Linked DNA regions of Mus musculus: regions 2 and 3 are each linked to region 1. The links are chromatin loops, found by intact Hi-C in ENCODE. Cell type or tissue: heart. All regions are shown on one strand. Links, peaks and the distances in the headings refer to the core of each region. The heading gives the core; the rest is flanking DNA. Region 1 overlaps 2610307P16Rik (RIKEN cDNA 2610307P16 gene). Region 2 overlaps 2610307P16Rik (RIKEN cDNA 2610307P16 gene). Region 3 overlaps Sox4 (SRY (sex determining region Y)-box 4).

Region 1 (5,824 bases), core at 215-5,214:
TGAGGCTAGGGTCCAAGAAGAAAGAGTAATGTTTGGATATGGAGTATAGCGAGAGTATGTGGCAAGGGAGAAAAGATGAAGGAGGAGCTAACAAATTGCTCTTTATTAGTTTTTAATTCCCCATTTCTCGTTATTAGAAGACAAAAATAATGTGTACAAATATTCTCAGAGACAGTATTCTATTTAATGAGGTAAATAGTAAGCACCTTTTAATTAGTTTTTAGTGCCTACTGTTGTCTCACAGGATAGGAGTCACTTCTGAAAGTGGTCATCCACCCTCAGAGAGCTTATTCTCTATGGGGGATGAAACTGAGCACAGCCCTCCTGGTCCAAGCAGAAGGTGCAACATCCTTACGACTGTCTCATTTGATGGGAGAAGGATTGGCCACCCCATAAATTCTAGATGCTTTTGCTTAGCAAACAAATGAATTAGGGGGAAACCCAGCCCTGACTAAAGGTATCTCTGTCTGCTACTCCATCCCGTCCCACCCCCCACCCATGCTCTCTCACTTCACACTCTCTCCAGGTACTTTACCACTCTTCCATTTTTTTTTACCCCTGGGAAGGAAAAATGTTTAAAATGTTAAAAACAACAAACAAACAAACCTCTAGCCCCCTTCGGCACACCAGTTTAGATATTACCTTCCCTTGAAGGTTTCTTCAAAGCCAGCTGCTATCCAAAGCTCTTCTGGGCTCTTTTGAGAATTGTGCTCAGAGTTTCCCATCCCACTTCCCAACCCCTACAATACACTGAGCAGTGGTACAGATTTCTATTCTGTCTCAGAGGGGAATCTTGCTTTGCACACTTGTGTCACAACACAGGATACAACACACTGTGCTCAATAAATCAATTTAAAGCCAGGCCCCTCCACCCCACCACCCCACCCCAAATTGCCACATGGCTCCTTTGGTCTGTGCTAGCAAAGCCCTGCCACTTCCTTGGTTCATGACTTCCCTGAATCACCTCCTCAGCCTCAGAATCCTTCTGCCTGTCACCATCTGCATTTCAAATCTACTGCCAACGCTCTATGCCTTCCTAGCTGTGCACAAAGAATCCAAGATGGTAGGGTCAGCAAATGGATGCTTTCCTAAATTATGGTTTTGAGAGTTTTTACACGGTAACTCCCATTAGTTAGCTTTCTTGTTTCTATAACAAAAATGACCAACAAAAGGCGCCTTAAGGACAGAGAGGTTTACCTTGGCTTACAGTTTAGGGAGGCAGATGGTCACACTGCATCTTTGAAGTCATGTAAACAGTAAATAGAAAGCAGGTTTAGATAATCAAGCCTCAAGCCCAGCTTCCAGCGGCCCACTTCCTCCAGTGAGACACCACCTCCTAAGGGTTCTATTGCCTTCCCAAAGATAGCTGGGCACCAGTTGGGGAGCAAGTGTTCAAACCCACGTGCCTTCGGAAGCATTTCACTTTCAAATCCCTCCAACTCCAGTTCAAAGAGATCAGCAAGCCACTGGGCTTTCTACTGTCTTCCTTTCCGACAGTAGATGTTCGGACAGTTCTGACAGTCAAGCCCATCTGTTCTTGCTGTTTAGCATCTCGTGTCCATTTCATGATGAGCGTTTACTTCTAGTGTGAATCTCGCTCCAACTTTCAAGTACCCCCACGAGATGGTCTACTGAAGTCGTGAAGGGATAAATGAATTCTTACAGAGACATCATTCATACATTTATCTTGCATATTGAGCTTCTTCTAAGGGTGCTCATGGGGGTTGGGGGGAGGGGAAGCTGCCCACTGATGACTTGATCTCCACCTCCTTCCTCAAAGCAAGATCCCTGATGCAATTATGTGCCATCCTGATTTGGGACAGAGTGGGCGGCAGCAACTTGCATTTTTAGCTCTTAAGAGGAGCTCAAGGCCATATGTAGCCAAAGTGTAGAGATTATATACTAAATATAGACTAGGGAGAATCTATGTGGTATAATTGTGGATTTCTAAGTTTTGATCTCCAAGCCACAGGAACTTAGGGATCTATTCAGAGCAGTAGACTGCTTAGCAAATGCTTCATGCCCGCACTCCCACCCTAATCATTTCTTTCCTTCAAATAGATTGGGTTCTAGCCCAGACTACTCTCAATTCTTATCCTTTCTCTCCATATTTCTCTATTAATGCTGTCTATCTGGCTATTTGTTCGTTTTCTCCCACAAACGCTTCATCTGAGGGTGTAGGCAGTCTCAGTGTTTGCCAAGTGCGCAAAGATTTAGGTGTGATAATGTGGTGTCTACACACCTGGCGCCTGAGTTAGTTCTCAATAGCCATCAGTAATTGAGAACAAAGAAAACTGCAATGTGGCAGGTTTTCCTTTTTCTTTTTTGAGGGGCAGTTTCAGACATTGAAAAATACAACTTGATGGGGGGAGGGGTTCTAACACCCATTGGGATCCCATTTGGCCTGGGCAGAAGGAAAAAGTGGTGTGTAAACCAGACACATCTGACAGGGAGCACTTAATGAGAAGGCCTAATACGGCATCCGGCCTTTGTTCGTGTCTATAAGCATCTTTTAGGGGAAAAAAGAACCCAAGTACAAGGGGAGGAAGCGGCTGGACGGCTGATTTCTAATTAGCTCCCTCACATCACTGGAGGAAGAGGAAAACGGGTCTGGCTACTGTTTCCTTCAGTTTGCGGCAGCTTTATCTGAGGGTGAGGCGTGAACACAGCCTCCCAAATGTTGTGGAGTGTACTTGGGTTCAAAAGTTCAGCAATATCTGGACAAAGGATAGGCCTCTCCCCGGGAAGGACAGTCTAGGGGCCGCAGATGGGACTGTGGGAATCGAATCCTGCTCCTCCCACACCCACCATCTGCAAAAGCTGGGGACTTTGCAAAGGCCCTGCCCTTCAGGCCCAGAGTCTTTACTCAAACTGCACCTGTCCAGGATTAGGTTTCCTGCCACTGAATGATGGCTTCTTTCATTTAGTCTGCAAACAGCTGTCACATGATCAAGTGGGAGCCAGGCAGAGGGAGCCAGACAGCCCCTCAGAAAAAAAAAAAAAAAAAAAAAAAAAAAGGCTGAGCAGGACATGGACTTGGGTGATTCATCTTCAAAAAACCTATTCCTGAAATGCTTTTGTGTGTTGATATCACTTCGTGTCTCAGCTCACAGATAATTACAGCCTGCCAGAGAGACACAGCTCTAACCTGGAAAAGAGACCGTCCCCATGACTCATTAGAGCGTCTAAGGATGAATGAGACTCATTGTCTCCCCCTTTTCCCTTTGACCCCCAGAGATTGCTAAATCTATGGTTTCTAACCTTGTGAAAATGAGGGGACACTTGAAAAGGAATCCGGCAGCTCCCTGGAACCTGAGCCACTGGAACCTGAGCCAGGGCTGCACTGCTGCGATGAGCTGCACCTGCTGGCAGGACATTTTTGCTAATTCAAGTGCTGTGCCTGCACCTTGGGAAAAACAACCTTGGACAGCCATTTCATCAGGGAGTGAAAGAGACTCCCAAAGACATTTCACTGAAGACAGGGCTTGAAGATGGCATGGCGGGGAGTCATATAACATTTGGGTTCGGATCTGGTGAGATTCAACAGTCCCAGACATACAGGGAGATACATTATTATGATCACTCACGAGCAAAGTAAAATATTACAGAAAAGGAGAAGGCCATTTATTCAAGCAAACTTTATAACAATAGAGAATCGTGACTTTCCTTTTAAAAGACAGTTCTGTATTCAACTGAAGGAGCTATAGCTATACACAAGTCTTCCCAATGGTTAATGGAAATGGTTATAAATATAAATACAGAACCAGTAGGGATGAAGGGTTGGTTGTCTAACTGTCTCAAACCCCCAAACATCCAAACTCAATTCAGTGGTTAGAGAAATGCCAGGGAGTAGCTTCCCTTCTGAGAGCATCACTCCTAGGTACCCAGAATACCATTGGGTTTTTCCTATACACACCTAGGACATGTCACAAGTGTGTTCCTCCCACTCAACACGCGTCTGTAAATAAACATCCCAGATCAGCAAGGTGCAAAGGCAGACTCATTAAGATTTGACTGACAACACACAAAAGGCAGCCGAGTCAGACTAAGAAAATTATGATTTAAGAAATCAATGTTAAAGGGCAAGGAGATGGCCCAGTTAGTAAAGTATTATATGTGCCAACATGAGGATCTGAGTTTGGGTTCCCCAGCACCGATATATAAAGCCAAACCTGGAAGTATGCTACTGCTATAAGTCCATTGTTGGAGAGGGAGAAACAGGACGAGACCTGGTGCTTGGTGCCAGGAAGCACAGCCAAATCATGGGGTTCCAGGTATAGTAAGAGACAGTGAAAAAAATAATGTGAAGACTAATAAAAACACCCATGTCTACATCATACCCGCACACACTTGCACATACTCATATACAAAGATACACACAAATATGCACATATGCATAATACACTATGTGCGCTCGTGCACACATGCGCGCACACACACACACACACACACACGTTTTATAGAAGTACTTTCGATTACCCACCCCTTGTTTCAAGCCTTGCAAGTGCCAACCTTGGCTCTCAGCACACTCGGATGTGGCAAGGCTGACAGGAAGGAATTCCTATCTTCTGCATTAGCACTTAGTGTCTGCAAATGTCAACTGTGGTGCCCAGGTGTTGCAAAGCGTCTGTCTTCCTCTTAAAGCAACAGGATGCGACAGACTGAATGCCTGTGGGTGATTACGGCAGTATTCAAGTGAAGGCCAAAAGGACAGAGCACATGAGAAATATAATAATTCGTTCAAAATGTCCTAACTGAAGTGCCTCCTTTTAGATGACAAAATGGATTTCATACATTTCAGGGTTCTTTTTTTCCTTTTTTCTTTCTTTTCTTCTTCTTTTTTTTTTTTTTTTAAATAAGGGGTAGGGGGAGAAAACAGGCAGATCAGTTTATTTTCTGAGCACAGCATTAATGACAAGATGACATCACCAGCAGCCAATCGGAAAGCTCTCTGGTGTCTGGTGTTCTAACACCATTTCATATTTATGGATAAGCACCAGAAGGGTGTCAACCCAGAGCTGCGTTCCCCTCCCCTCCTCACTTCTAAATAAAGTTCCTGCTTTCATTCAGCAGCCAAACTGGAAAAGTTTTCGAAAGGCGATGGGGGAGGGGAGGCTCATGGAGGCGCTCCCTCCCTCGCAGACCGTTTTCTGAGAATGCTCAACAGTAACGACAGGGTTGGGGAAATGGCTAGGACCTGTACCACTACTCCCTGCAAGGCTTGCCAAGGCCCTCCAGAGGGTCTGCACAGTCCTTCACCATGGAGCACAGTCTAGGCTTCACTGGGAAAGCCCTAAACACTGAAAAATAACAGACTTGTGCACAAAAGAAGGAGTTGGGGAACGCCTTACACGAGAAATGGATGCTAGTGACCACTGTATTGTTTTAAGTTATTCTCTGGTTCCTACTACATTTCCTAACCCGCAATGTAGTTTAGAGAAGAAAAGTTGATCTAGTCCTAGTTAATCCCAAGTCAACCCCAGACTGACTTGAGCATTGTAACTCAGCCTACCGTCCTACCAGATCTGTGAAGGCCAGGATTGCCCATGAACCCAAGGAACGGGTCAAGACAACAAAACCTTCATATACACGAGTGGCTAGCCACTAACCTGGAGCCTCCTAGGAGGTGTGGCAAGAACATTTCTATTCAGTCTCGAATCAACAATCCATGTCAACAGAAATGGAGAGTGCATTTCAAATTCTAGGAGGCATGAGAAAGGAGTGTAGCATGGCATCTGTTTAAACACCTGCTTAAAGACAATTCGCGTCCTTTTCTCACATTCCCCTGAACCCCACCTAGCGACGACCACTAATGCAGCTCTTC
Region 2 (5,824 bases), core at 552-5,551, 210 kb before region 1:
ACACACAGTGAGCCTAGAGCATCCTAGAAAATCTTTGTCTACAGTCAGCTCATGTGGAAGGGCTTCATACACTGTTTTCGTTTTTATTTTTTAATTAATACTGACTGATGAGAGACTTTTGAACTATGAGGAAGCAGTGCTCAGGAAAACCGGTGTTTACTTCTTGAAGGGATTAGTGCATGAGTAGCAGCTACAGAGATAACTAATGTTAGTGAGAGTTTCTGAAGCCCTGGGTTTGGAGCCAGTGGATTCAACATCTCATTTAAGCCTGCCAACCGTTGTAATGAGCGAGTGCAGTGACTTCCTTCCAAAGGTTTTCATCATGGAAAAAGAGAGAGAGAAATAGGGACTTCACAATAGAAAACCATGACCATAGGGCTTCAGCCGGGTGATGATGGCCAACATCCAGAGTAACAGTATCAAGGTAACAGTATGTGCATGAAGTAGATAAGATGCTGCTTCTAATATGAACTCAGAGGCAGTGACATCGCATACACAAGACCTACAGAAACTCAAGGCAGACAAAATTCTAGCATGAAGAAGAGGAACTGCCTACAAAGTGACCCCCAGCCCCCAACCAAAAAGTGATTTGTAATGAAAGTTCCTTACAGAAGGGAAATCAGTTTTCTTCAGTAGAGTGACAATGCCTATATCAACCACACTTTCATGGCAGGCCCCATGCTCAGGGGTAGTAGCCAACACAAAACATTCTCCATGCTTTTGTTGATTTGACTTGTTTTTAAGAGAGAGAAAGACCGTGAAGTTGGTTGGTGAGGGTTATGGTGGAGGCCAGGGAGAAATTAAACGAGGGGAAAGTATAAGATCAAAATACATTGTATGAAGTTCTCAACGAATAAATACAAACATTGTTTAAAACAAAAAGAAAGAAAACAGTGTTTGCCTCCATACTCACCCTTGGGGAAATGTAGAGCCCAGACTAATCAGGAGAAGAGTATCAGACAAATCCTCCAACAGGAACAGTCTGTGAAACACCTGCTGACCTCTCCTTAGAATCCCGGAGTTCATCCCCAACAAGGGAGGGTGAGAATCTTCACGGCTCAGCCCAAGGTGACAACAACTGCCATGTGCTACTCACGAGACTCAGGAACACATCCTGAAAACTAACGAAAGTAGAAAAATCAAAATAAAATGTAGATCTTAGCTAACAGGAGCAAGTTACTGTTGGTCCATGAGTCTCGAAAGCATTCATAGGAAGGAAACCCTGCTGAGTGCCAGACAGCTGCACACTGTGACTACTGTCACTCTCCTGCCAATCAGTACAAACATAGTCTAGAAATCCCTCTGAGCTTCATGTTTCCACCAACATCCTATAGATACGGCAAAAACAGATTAAATAACTTCCATTTTGTTTTCCGAGGTAGGACTTCACTGTGTCGCCCTGGCAGTCCTAGAGTATTCTTTGTAGACCACATTGTCCTTAAGCTCAAGGACCTGCCTGACCCTGCCTCTGCATACTGAGTGCTGGGATTAAAGCCATGCAACATCATGGATAACTAATTTCTTAACTACATAAGCCAGATGTAGAACTTGATTCACATTAAAGAACCATGCAACAAGATGTGAGGTAACACCCTGCTAAGATTTTTGACTCTGTTTTAATAAAAACTATTGTATGTCAGATGCATAAAGCTGAAAGGAATTGACCTGTTTTGCTCTCCCAATAATGATAGTTATTTTAGCCATGTTTTTAAGTACAGGGTTATAACATGACTCTCTAAATGTTTTATCTTTATTTTCAATATAGATGCCACTATCAAGAAAACATAGAAAGGACATAGGAGGTGACTGGAGAAGACCCTTAAATACTGTTGATGAGAATGGGAATTCGTCTGACTACAATAGAAATCAGTATGGAAGACCTTAAAGAAACTAAAGTAAAAACAGAATTATTACGCGCCACAGTAATACATCTTCTAGGTATATAACTCAAGGACTCTACATGGACACAAGACAGAGACACATACAGTGCACATGGATGTTTTCTGAAACTATAGTCGTAGAACCAAGTTATTTAAACAGCCTAGATTCTGCCAACAAATGAATACATAATAAAAATGTATCTATATAGAATTGAGTTTTATTTATACAGAAAAATTAGAATGAATATTTGTTATTTGTAGGAAAACGAGTGGGATTGGAGATTTTTATATTAGGTGAAATAAGCCCAATTCACAAAAACAGCTACTACATGTCCGCCCCCCCCCCCCCCCCGCCGTCATGTGTCGTATCTAAGCTTAAAAATCAGACTTGAAAGTAGAAGGGGGCCACTGAGGGAAAGGAAAGGGGTTACCGGGAGGAAGAGGGTGGACAGAAAAGGAACATAAGTATGAGGTGTTTGAAAGCATGATAAACATGCATGGAGATTTCAAAACGAAATGTACTATTGTTACAATTATTGCACACTATGAAGAAAAGCATTGGCAGATCTGAACTACAGAAAGATTAAATGCTTTCGGAAGTGATTTTTGAAGGACCAAAATAAAGGGAGGGGGGAAGGGGCATGAGAAAATTTCAGTGGGTTGTGGGTTTACTAATGACCTCACATGATAATTACAAATACGACAGAAGTCTGTCTGGAGATGAAGCTCAGCTGGTACAGTGATTACCCAGCATGCAGTGATGTCCAGGTTAAATCCCCCAGCACCGAATGAATTGAGAAGGGTGGGACATATGTGTATTCACAGTCTTCAGATGGAGAAGGCAAAAAGATGAGCAATTTGAGGTCATACTCAGTTACATAGGGGGTTCATGGACAGCCCTCTCTCATCTACACACACACACACACACACACACACACACAAGCTCTCTTCTGATACACAAACTGGATATTTTAGTGCTAGGGAACTTGGACCACAATGTAACAGGAAAAGTGGATTGTAAATTTGCAGCCCTTCAGGAGGCAATGACGGACACTGACATAAGAGAAATTAGAAACTGGACCTCTGGAGATCCTGAACTGTCTAAGACCTGTTATGGTGGCTGCAGAATCCTGAAGCATGCTAAGTGCACTCTAAAGTATACATTCCTACAGAGCTATCTACTGAGCCAGTTTCCCACCGTGGGAAGTGGCCTCTCTGGGGAAACTCCAGCCTCCTCCCAGGAAGGCTCAAGACATCCAAGATATATTCTGTGTTTCCTTGGCACTTGCCAAAATCAGACAGTAAGATTCAACAAATCGCTCTAAATACTGTACTTTATCCATTGTTCCACGAGAGACTATAGGGTGGAGGTGGTCCAGCAAGCTAGAAAGCAGGCTGCTTCTGTGTGTGATTAGATTAGTCTGCCCGAAGACACATTGTTCTACAGCCCGCTCTACTCCCAAGCTTTCTTTTTTAGATTTGAAGGGCAAGTGGTTGCTTGAATTAGTGTTTTTACCACTCCTGCCTCAGGAACAGCACAGAGTCTTTTTCTCCCTGTTTATATTTCAGATTGTCCCAAGGCAATTACTTAATGGCACCATATCTGCCTTAACAGGAGAGGAGGACAGGAAAAGGCCACAGTGAAGACTAATTTTCCCATGAAATCACAGCCAGGCTGCAGGAGTTGGGGACGACGGGCTCACTCTCTGGATTCACTGGAGGATGGAAATAGAGAGAGGGGGAGAGAATTTGGCAAACTCAGGCTGACCCAGACCAAATGCTTCTTTTCAAGAATTTTTGCTATTTTTATAACTGCACTCATGAAACATGTCTTCATTTTGGAAACATGGGTGAGTCAGACTAGAATTTTAAACTTTCAATCTCATGCAGCACATGAGGCTATTAGGTTGAGAAGGCATTACGATGTTTCATTTCCAAGATCATTTAAGAAAAAAAAAAAAAGTCTGGACATCAGAAACATGTCATTACTGCACAGCCATCCCTACATCAGCCTGAACCTTTCCTGTCATACCATGAAACAATCAGAACCCCAGAGTCCTATTGATGTCTAGTCTCGCCCTCCCAGATGGGTGGACACTGTATTCATCATACTGTAGTCTTCAGTTCTTGTAGGGACTCTCCTTAGAACACCTGCTGAACATTAAACTGAGATTGAGTTTCATAGCACAAAGCCCACAAAATAAGGCAAGGTCAACTTTTGAAAGCTCTTGTGGATCAACTTTTAAGTATTCTTTAAAGTTTTCATTAACAGTGTCAGGTCTACCCCAATGGCTTCCATATTTGCTTTCAGGTTTCCAGACCAGACAACTGGAGTTGTCAACTACCAACACTACAGGAAAAGTTAACAATGGGAGACAAGGCAGAGTGCATAAAACACTCCCGAGAAAAGATAAAACAAAATGGTGCTGTTAAACCTTCCTTCTCATGGGCCCAGATTGTTTTCCTATCAATATTGTTAGCCCTGTGCGATAAAACCACACTGATGGTGAATTGATTCAACAATTTGCACAGGAAGAGCACATTTGATGGGCCCTTGGTAGTACCCAGCATCAACACGTAGACAAAAGTCTGCTAAATTTATCAATCAACAGCTAATGACACTGTCTGTTAAAAAGTTATATCAAGAAACAAGAAGAAAGCAAAGAGGAAAGGAGGGGAGGAAGGAAGAAAAAGAGGCTCTTTCTCAAACCTTGATGAATATTCCTAGGTAACACGTAAAGAATATACTGATAATAGATTAATCTCATGTTGGCACGTTTCTGTATTTAGTACCGTTACTAAATGGCTACTATTACATTGCTAGGAATATATAGAGAAAATAACATTAAATAATCTTGCAATAGCAACTTTCAGGTTTACATAGACTCCCAAATGGTTCCTAATACCTACATGTAAACAAATGCATACACACAGGGTGTGCTGGATTCAGGAAAACAGGGCAAAGCTGAAAAGACTGACCAGTGGGTTGAGGTACTTGTGACCGAGCCTGACAACCTGAGTTCCATACCTGGAACCCCACACGGTAGGAGGAGAAAACCAACACCCACAACTTGCCCTCTGGAATCCAAAGAAGTACTCCAAGTATGTATATGCCCACATTCACATAAAACAAATGCACAAATGAATAAATGTAAGAAAAAAACACAGTTACATGAAATTTATTCCATGTTAATACACCATGTGAAACATGGTGTTTCATTATACATTATTGCTAACATACATGTGATCACCCTGGCACCTTTTAGATATTTCTAACAGAAACCCATTAGAAATCACTTCCTGATAAAGCAATTTTATAGTTAAGTCTCTTGCATGTGCTACCACAGGGTTGACACGAATGTGCCTTGGCAGGCATTATGCCTATGCATATACTACAGCTTTTGATTTTATGCATTAGACAATTATCTCCAGATAGAGAGTATGTCTCCCCTAACAGTATATTTTCTCCTGCACACACAATGACCTTGAGTTTGTTCTGTATTCCACAACTTAGCCAGTTTGAGTGTTCAAAGAGTGACTGTGGACATATATTGATACAAATCACATACATCAGAACATGAAGCAGCAGGGGAAAGCAGGTAACGTGACTGACAGCACACACAGGAGCAAACTTTGCAAAAGGCGCAGAATGTACTAAGGGTGCCATTTCCATCCTTCACTTTTTAAAATAATATTTATTTTTATTTTATGTACATTAGTGCTTGACCTGTATGCATGAGGTAGTTCACTCCCCTGGAAGGGGACTTACAGACTTTTGTAAGCTGCCATGTGGGTGCTGGGAATTAAACCTGGCACCTCTGGAAGAGTAGCCAGTCCTCTTAATTGCTGAGCTATCTCTAAAGGCCTATCTTTTTTTCTTATTTAGCATTTATTCATAATCATAAACTTAATTCTGCATTCTAGCTAGATGGGGAAAAAGGAAA
Region 3 (5,824 bases), core at 562-5,561, 230 kb after region 1:
AAAAATACAAACTTATTTGAAAATATGCATCACTTAAAAATGATTCATACAGGATTCATTTACAGTAGGATTTCGATGTTTTTGTCTGGTCGGGGGAGAAGGGGGAAGGAACAAGGTCTTTTGTTGTTCTGGAAACAGGGTCTCAAGTAGTCCACTATGGCCTTAAAGTCAGAATCCTTTAGCCTGGCATGTCTCTAAGTGTTTCGATTACACCACACCCTACTGACCTTTGCATTTGAGGGGAAACCCCCACCCCAAATCTAACAAAGCAAGCCTAAGTCATCCCCACCCCCACCCCGTCTTGTAACTATCAAAGGCTTTCTTCTCCAAGACCCTAAGATGCTCTATTATCCTCACCATAATAATCAACCATTAAACAAGCATATCAACTCTTTCCCAAAGCTCTTTTAAAAAAGAAAAATTTACACCATACTGTTTCAAGGTCTCAGGGAAAAATGATATTAGAACAGTATTTAGAGAGGGAATTGCTTTTTCAGTTTTTCCCCCCCTTGAATACTTCATCCAAGTATGTAGTGTAAGTTGATCACAGCCAACCCCTAGCAAATGGCTTTTTTACTGTGCAAAAATGCTTGCGGTACTGGCCCTTAAGTCTTCTTTCTGTTGTGATCCCAGGATGCAAGCACCTTGCCTCCGATCCTCAGAAAGGATTGTTTCCAAGTGCTGCATGTTAACCCTTTCTCTCCAGGGCGGAAAGACTAGGAAACATGGAAAGCACACATTTGTGAAGATGAGCCTTGGGAAGGGAAGATACTTCTATTTGCCCATGGAGACCGTTGATCTCTAAAATAAACACCGACTACTGTCCAGCTGCATGCAGGCTTCACTAATGCTGTGTCTGGTGCCTATAAAAATCTACACTCTCCTACTTGGCCTGTCATTCCAGTGGTGAGCAGGTAGGCTATATTTTACTCACAGTGACGCCCATGTTGGGCGGGGCATAAGATGAACAGCTTAGGGCCATAGTAACTTTGGTAGTTCTGGAAACAGAGTTTCAATCAAGTAGTCCACTCAGGCCTTAAACTCAGGATCCTTGAGCCTGGCCTGCCTCTCAAGTACTTGGATTACACCACACCCTACTGACCTTTGCATTTAAGGGGACTCCTCCACCCCACCCCAACAAAGCAAGCCTAAGTTGATTTTGGTTTTCCCATCTTGTAACTATGGAAGGCTTTTCTCCTAGAAGACCTAATAATTTAACAGGCTCATTTGTTCTTCTTGGTCTGTGCAAAACAAATCTTGGTGTGTAAAGGGGATGGTGGCTTAGAGACACAAAAGCAAAAAATACATTTAAAAAAGTTCAGCCTGCCGGCTGGATTGAGAGCAGAGAAGCCTGCCCCTCCCCCCTCTTTGCAATTTCCAGACAAAGGGTGCCTGCTGATGTACAGTAGACGCAGAGAATTCCTCGAAGGCTGGCGTGCGGAGGGAGGGTTGACACACACGTGGCCAATGCCATCACTCGGGGTCAGGCCTGCGAAATCTGGCCAAGAGGAACTTAGGGTTTGCCATTAAGATGGCTTAACTGAATCAGCACCAGCTTCCATGCCACCGCGAAGCTGCAAAGCAGCAAAGCAGCAGCCTGCAGTGAAAGGAGAGATCCCAGGAATAAGGATGACAAAAGTCAAGATTTAGGGTTCAGTTCCAGCTGATTTTATTTCCTTCTCAAAAAAAGTTATTTACAGAAGGTATATAGGAACAACCTGACAGGCAGTGACGGACAGGATTAGCTGGCATGATTTTTTTTCTTTTTCTCTTCCCCCAAATATTGTTTTTTGTTTTTTTTTTTGTTTTTTTTTTTTTGCTTTTTTTTGTGGCCTTGAATTTTAAGACAAATATTCTACACGGCATATTGCACAGGATGGATGGTTAAAAAAAAAGAAATAAAAAAAGAAAGGAAAAAAAAGAGTTTTAAAACAAAAACCCTTAACGGAACTGCCTCTTAAAAGGCAGGCGTCCTCGTGCCTGTCATGTTATATTAAACATACATACACACAATCTTTTTGCTTATTATAATACAGACTTAAATGTACAAAGATGTTTTCCACTTTTTTCAATCTTTAAACACAACAGCTATAAACCTGAACACATATGCTATCACCATGCCATAGGACTGAAACAATTATATTTAGCGACAAGTAGAAAGGATTAAATAGTCAAATACAAGAATGAAAACGCAGTACATTGTGTCGCGAACTCAAATCGGCATTTAGATAGATCCAGTGGTTTAAACGGCACGTTTTTGCTTTATAAAAAAAAGTGCAAAAAAGATGTGGTTTACAAGTTAAAGCTACAGAATCCCTTTTTGCTGTGAATGCACCAGTTTTAAAAACCTCTGGACAGAACAGCAATTCGTTAAAAAAAAAAAATTTTTTTTTTTAAAGCATTATGGTGCTGGGCTGAACTCTCCTCCCCTTATAAGACCAGGGGGTTGAAAGGTGGAAACCGGTGGCAGGTTAAGGGATACTGTCACTTTAAGAAGCCTGCAGATTGAAGTGTAAACATGGAGAAACCAGGGGCTGATTTTTCAAACTGTGTGAGATATTAACCAGCCACCCTATTATAAAATCAGGAAATCCAAACAGCGATTTACACCGATTAACACCCCCTTTATATATTTTTTACAAAAATACACTGAGAAAATAATCAAACGTTTTCATCTCTCTTGTCATTTTTTGTTTTTTAAAAGTGTCAAAAGTCTACATTTAAATATAAAAAATTAAAAGTTAAAACTCTAGCCCTTCAGTGAAGGAGACGTAAAATGGCGTGGGTAACAACACTAGAAAAAAAAAAAAAACGAAGAAAAAGAAAGAAAATAAAAAAGAAGATAAAGAAACGAGGTTAAAAGACAAGAAAGCAAATGAAAAGGGAAAAAAAGGGGGGACAAAATAAGAAAACTGTTTGGCCAGTATAAATACGTCCACATATAAAATGGCATCTGATTACATTTACAAGGGAAAAAAAAATACAAAGATGGAGAGTCCGTGAGGGGGTAAAAATAAACGGGTCTTCTCAATTACACCTATAAGGAATAAACACACACGGAGAAAAAATTTGGTCCTGAATTGTGGTTTTTCAAAAGTCCAGCACAGATTTGAGTTGCGTTTGAATCCTTTTAAAGAGTTAAAAATGAAAAGGAGCTGGTGATCGGTTCGTTGTAGGAATCAAACATAGCGCCATCTATCCGCTTTTTATATTATCCTACACTATTTTAAAAACTGCTCAACAGTCTTATACAGAAATCTTCAAAAGATAGACAGGATAACATGCTATATTAACCCCACCAGTGAAATAACTCAACACCATCACGATTCCCATTAAGAGAAGAAAAAAATCTCTTTTCCCCCCCAAACCACTCCGCGGCCCCTGGACCACATCCCACAGTCTCCTGTCCTCCCGCCGGCTCTGGGTAGCCTCACCTCTCTGATTTTTTTTTTTTTTTTAATTCTTTATTTTTGCACAGACCCCAGGCGGAGGCCCGGGAACCCCAACGCCCTCTGTGCTCCGGGTCCTTCTGCATCCCCAACCAGGTTGCTGTGGCTTCCACGAGGTCCCCATGTCCATTTCCGAGGCTGGCCTGCTACTCCCAGCACATCTCCAGCTGCAAGGACAAGGGGAAAAAAGGTGGGGGGAGGAGGAGAAAGCCCAGCCCGGGACTTCGCCAGCGTGGAGTTTCTCCATGCCAATGCTCCCCTAAGCTCAACACAAATGCCAAACGCATCACCCCAGAGCCTTCTTTCTGTCTTCATTGCAGAAAAAGAAATTTTAAGAAGGGGAAAAATACAAAGAGAATACAAAGAGGGGGTGGGTAGGAGATGGGGCACGCTGGATTTTCCCCCTCCTTTCTTGACCATGAGGCAAAATCAAACAAGAAATCACCAAGGCGAGGGGGTGGGGGTGAGGGAAAGATTCCTTCGGTCTTTAGAAGCTTTGCTTGGCTTCTTTTCTTGCTGGGGGTGCAACCAAGTCCGGAAGCTCGTTGGAAGGGTGGGGTGGGGGGGAGTCTCTTCAAGCAAAATTGGGGAGGAAACTCGAAGTAGCTTTTTTAGCCACCACCAACATCAATAACAACAACAAAAAAAGGTCGCCCCCGTCTACTCTCCGCCTCCTTCGAGTCCCCAGCCCTGAGAGTGGGGGATGGGAGCGCGGGTCCACTAACGCCCCCGCGCTCCTTCTCCAACGGCGGGACGTGTTCCAGGCCAGCTCTATGCACTTTTTCTTCCTTTTCTTTTCCCCTTTCTCCTTCTACTCTCCATCTATTCTTTTTAACTCATTTTTTTTCTGTTTCTTTCTTTCTTCTTCTTTTTAACATTTTTTTGTTTGTTTTTTTGTTTGTTTGTTTTTTGTTTTCTTTTTTCCCTCTCTCCTCTCCTGCCTCTTGGCCCACCTTCTCCCCGGCCCGCGCTCCCTTCAGTAGGTGAAGACCAGGTTAGAGATGCTGGACTCCAGCCAATCTCCCGAGATCATCTCGCTCACCTCGGGCGTGCAATAGTCCGGGAATTCGAAGTGGGAGCCTGAGCCGGGTTCGAAGTTAAAATCCAGGTCCCGATCGAGCGCCGATGAGGAGCTGAAACTGCCCAGGGACATGCTCTCAAAGTTTGAGCTGGGGTTCAGGTCGAGCAGGTCGTCTTCGAACTCGTCGTCGGACGACGAAGAGCCCGAGGAGGAGGAAGAGGACGAGGAGAGCGAGGAGGACGCGTGCGAGGGCGCGCTGGACGGGGCGGGCGAGGCTGCGCGTAGGCTGGCGTAGCCGCGGTGGTCAGCGGGCGATCGGCTGGCGGCTGGCGATGATGCTGCGCTGCTGCGGCCGCTCAGACTCCGGCCATCGGGCGAGCATCCCGGGCCTCCATCTTCGTACAACCCCAGTGGATCACTGGGGTCGGCGCTCGCTCCCAGGCCCCCGACGGGAGACGCCGAAGCGCCCAGGCTTCCAAACAGGTAGACGCGCTTCACTTTCTTGTCGGCAGGGTGTTTGGCTGGGGTGGCCAGCGCACTGGACGGCGAGGAGGAGGCGGCCGGAGTGGCCGCACTGGGAGTCCGCACCTTGTAGACGGCCGTGGGCTCCCCCAGGGGCAGCAGGGCAGCTTGCTCTGGAGAGAACGATGCAGCCGCCTTGCTGCCGCCCGCCGGGACCAGCTTAGCGTGGGGCTTGCCGACCGAGCTGCCCGCCACCTTGGGGCCACAGCTCTTCTTGGGCGCGGGCTTGGAGCTGCCGCCCGCGCCACCCCCCGCGTGGCTGCTTCCCGCGTGGCCGCTGCTGCCCGCGACCTTGTCGCCCTTCTCCCCTGGCTTGGCTGTGGCCGCCGATCCCGCGCCCGCGTTGCCCGACTTCACCTTCTTTCGCGGCCGGTACTTGTAGTCAGGGTAGTCAGCCATGTGCTTGAGGCGCAGCCGCTCCGCCTCCTGGATGAACGGAATCTTGTCGCTGTCCTTGAGCAGCTTCCAGCGTTTGCCTAGCCGCTTGGAGATCTCGGCGTTGTGCATGTCGGGCGACTGCTCCATGATCTTGCGCCGCTCGATCTGCGACCACACCATAAAGGCGTTCATGGGCCGCTTGATGTGGCCACTGGGCGTCTTGCACCAGCTGGGGTCGTCCGCCTTGCCGCCCGTCGACGCGGTGGAGCCAGGCGTCGGGGAGGACGCGATGCCCAGCTCCAGGCCGGCGCCCGAGTCCGAGCTCTCCCCGGCCAGCAGAGCCTCAGTGTTCTCCGCGTTGTTGGTCTGTTGTACCATGGCCCCGGCTTGCCGGGCGCCCACGCGCGCTCACACGCTCGCGGCGCGGTCGCCGGGCCCTGCGGGCTCCCCGGGG

What was found. Hi-C counts contacts between places; a loop is a spot of excess contacts. Peaks named below come from ENCODE experiments on the same cell type or tissue, not always from the same donor. Only the 100,000 strongest peaks of a DNase experiment are listed, where the experiment ranks them.
Region 2: it touches region 1 in a loop (2.5-fold over the local background); 2 of 42 quality-filtered maps call a loop at or near these places.
Region 3: it touches region 1 in a loop (4-fold over the local background); 9 of 42 quality-filtered maps call a loop at or near these places.

The regions. Positions count from the first base shown.
Region 1 is chr13:28,715,816-28,721,639 of GRCm38, forward strand. All of the region lies in intron 3 of 2610307P16Rik (RIKEN cDNA 2610307P16 gene), which reads right to left. Among named protein-coding and RNA genes, the nearest start is that of Mir6368, 7.9 kb to the left of the region's middle. RefSeq lists an enhancer at 1,831-3,626. In heart, for the core only: a CTCF peak has its summit at 2,734; a DNase peak (open chromatin) is centred at 2,676; H3K4me3 peaks cover 771 bases; H3K27ac peaks cover 1,559 bases.
Region 2 is chr13:28,504,793-28,510,616 of GRCm38, forward strand. The region is part of intron 7 of 2610307P16Rik (RIKEN cDNA 2610307P16 gene); the gene reads right to left. It also overlaps the pseudogene Gm6081. Among named protein-coding and RNA genes, the nearest start is that of Gm40841, 86 kb to the left of the region's middle. In heart, for the core only: no CTCF peak of the experiment used is centred there; no DNase peak of the experiment used is centred there; H3K27ac peaks cover 807 bases.
Region 3 is chr13:28,947,274-28,953,097 of GRCm38, forward strand. Sox4 (SRY (sex determining region Y)-box 4) reads right to left here. Exons shown (of 1, transcript NM_009238.3): 1 at 1,646-5,824. The coding sequence starts at 5,748. The coding sequence ends at 4,426. All of the region lies in intron 1 of Gm46405 (a long non-coding RNA gene), which reads right to left. It overlaps Gm46406 (a long non-coding RNA gene), which reads left to right. Exons shown (of 2, transcript XR_001780883.1): 2 at 707-833. Among named protein-coding and RNA genes, the nearest start is that of Sox4, 3.5 kb to the right of the region's middle. In heart, for the core only: CTCF peaks have their summits at 3,195, 3,394 and 5,425; DNase peaks (open chromatin) are centred at 1,418, 3,588, 5,018, 5,418 and 1 weaker place; H3K4me3 peaks cover 4,402 bases; H3K27ac peaks cover 4,266 bases.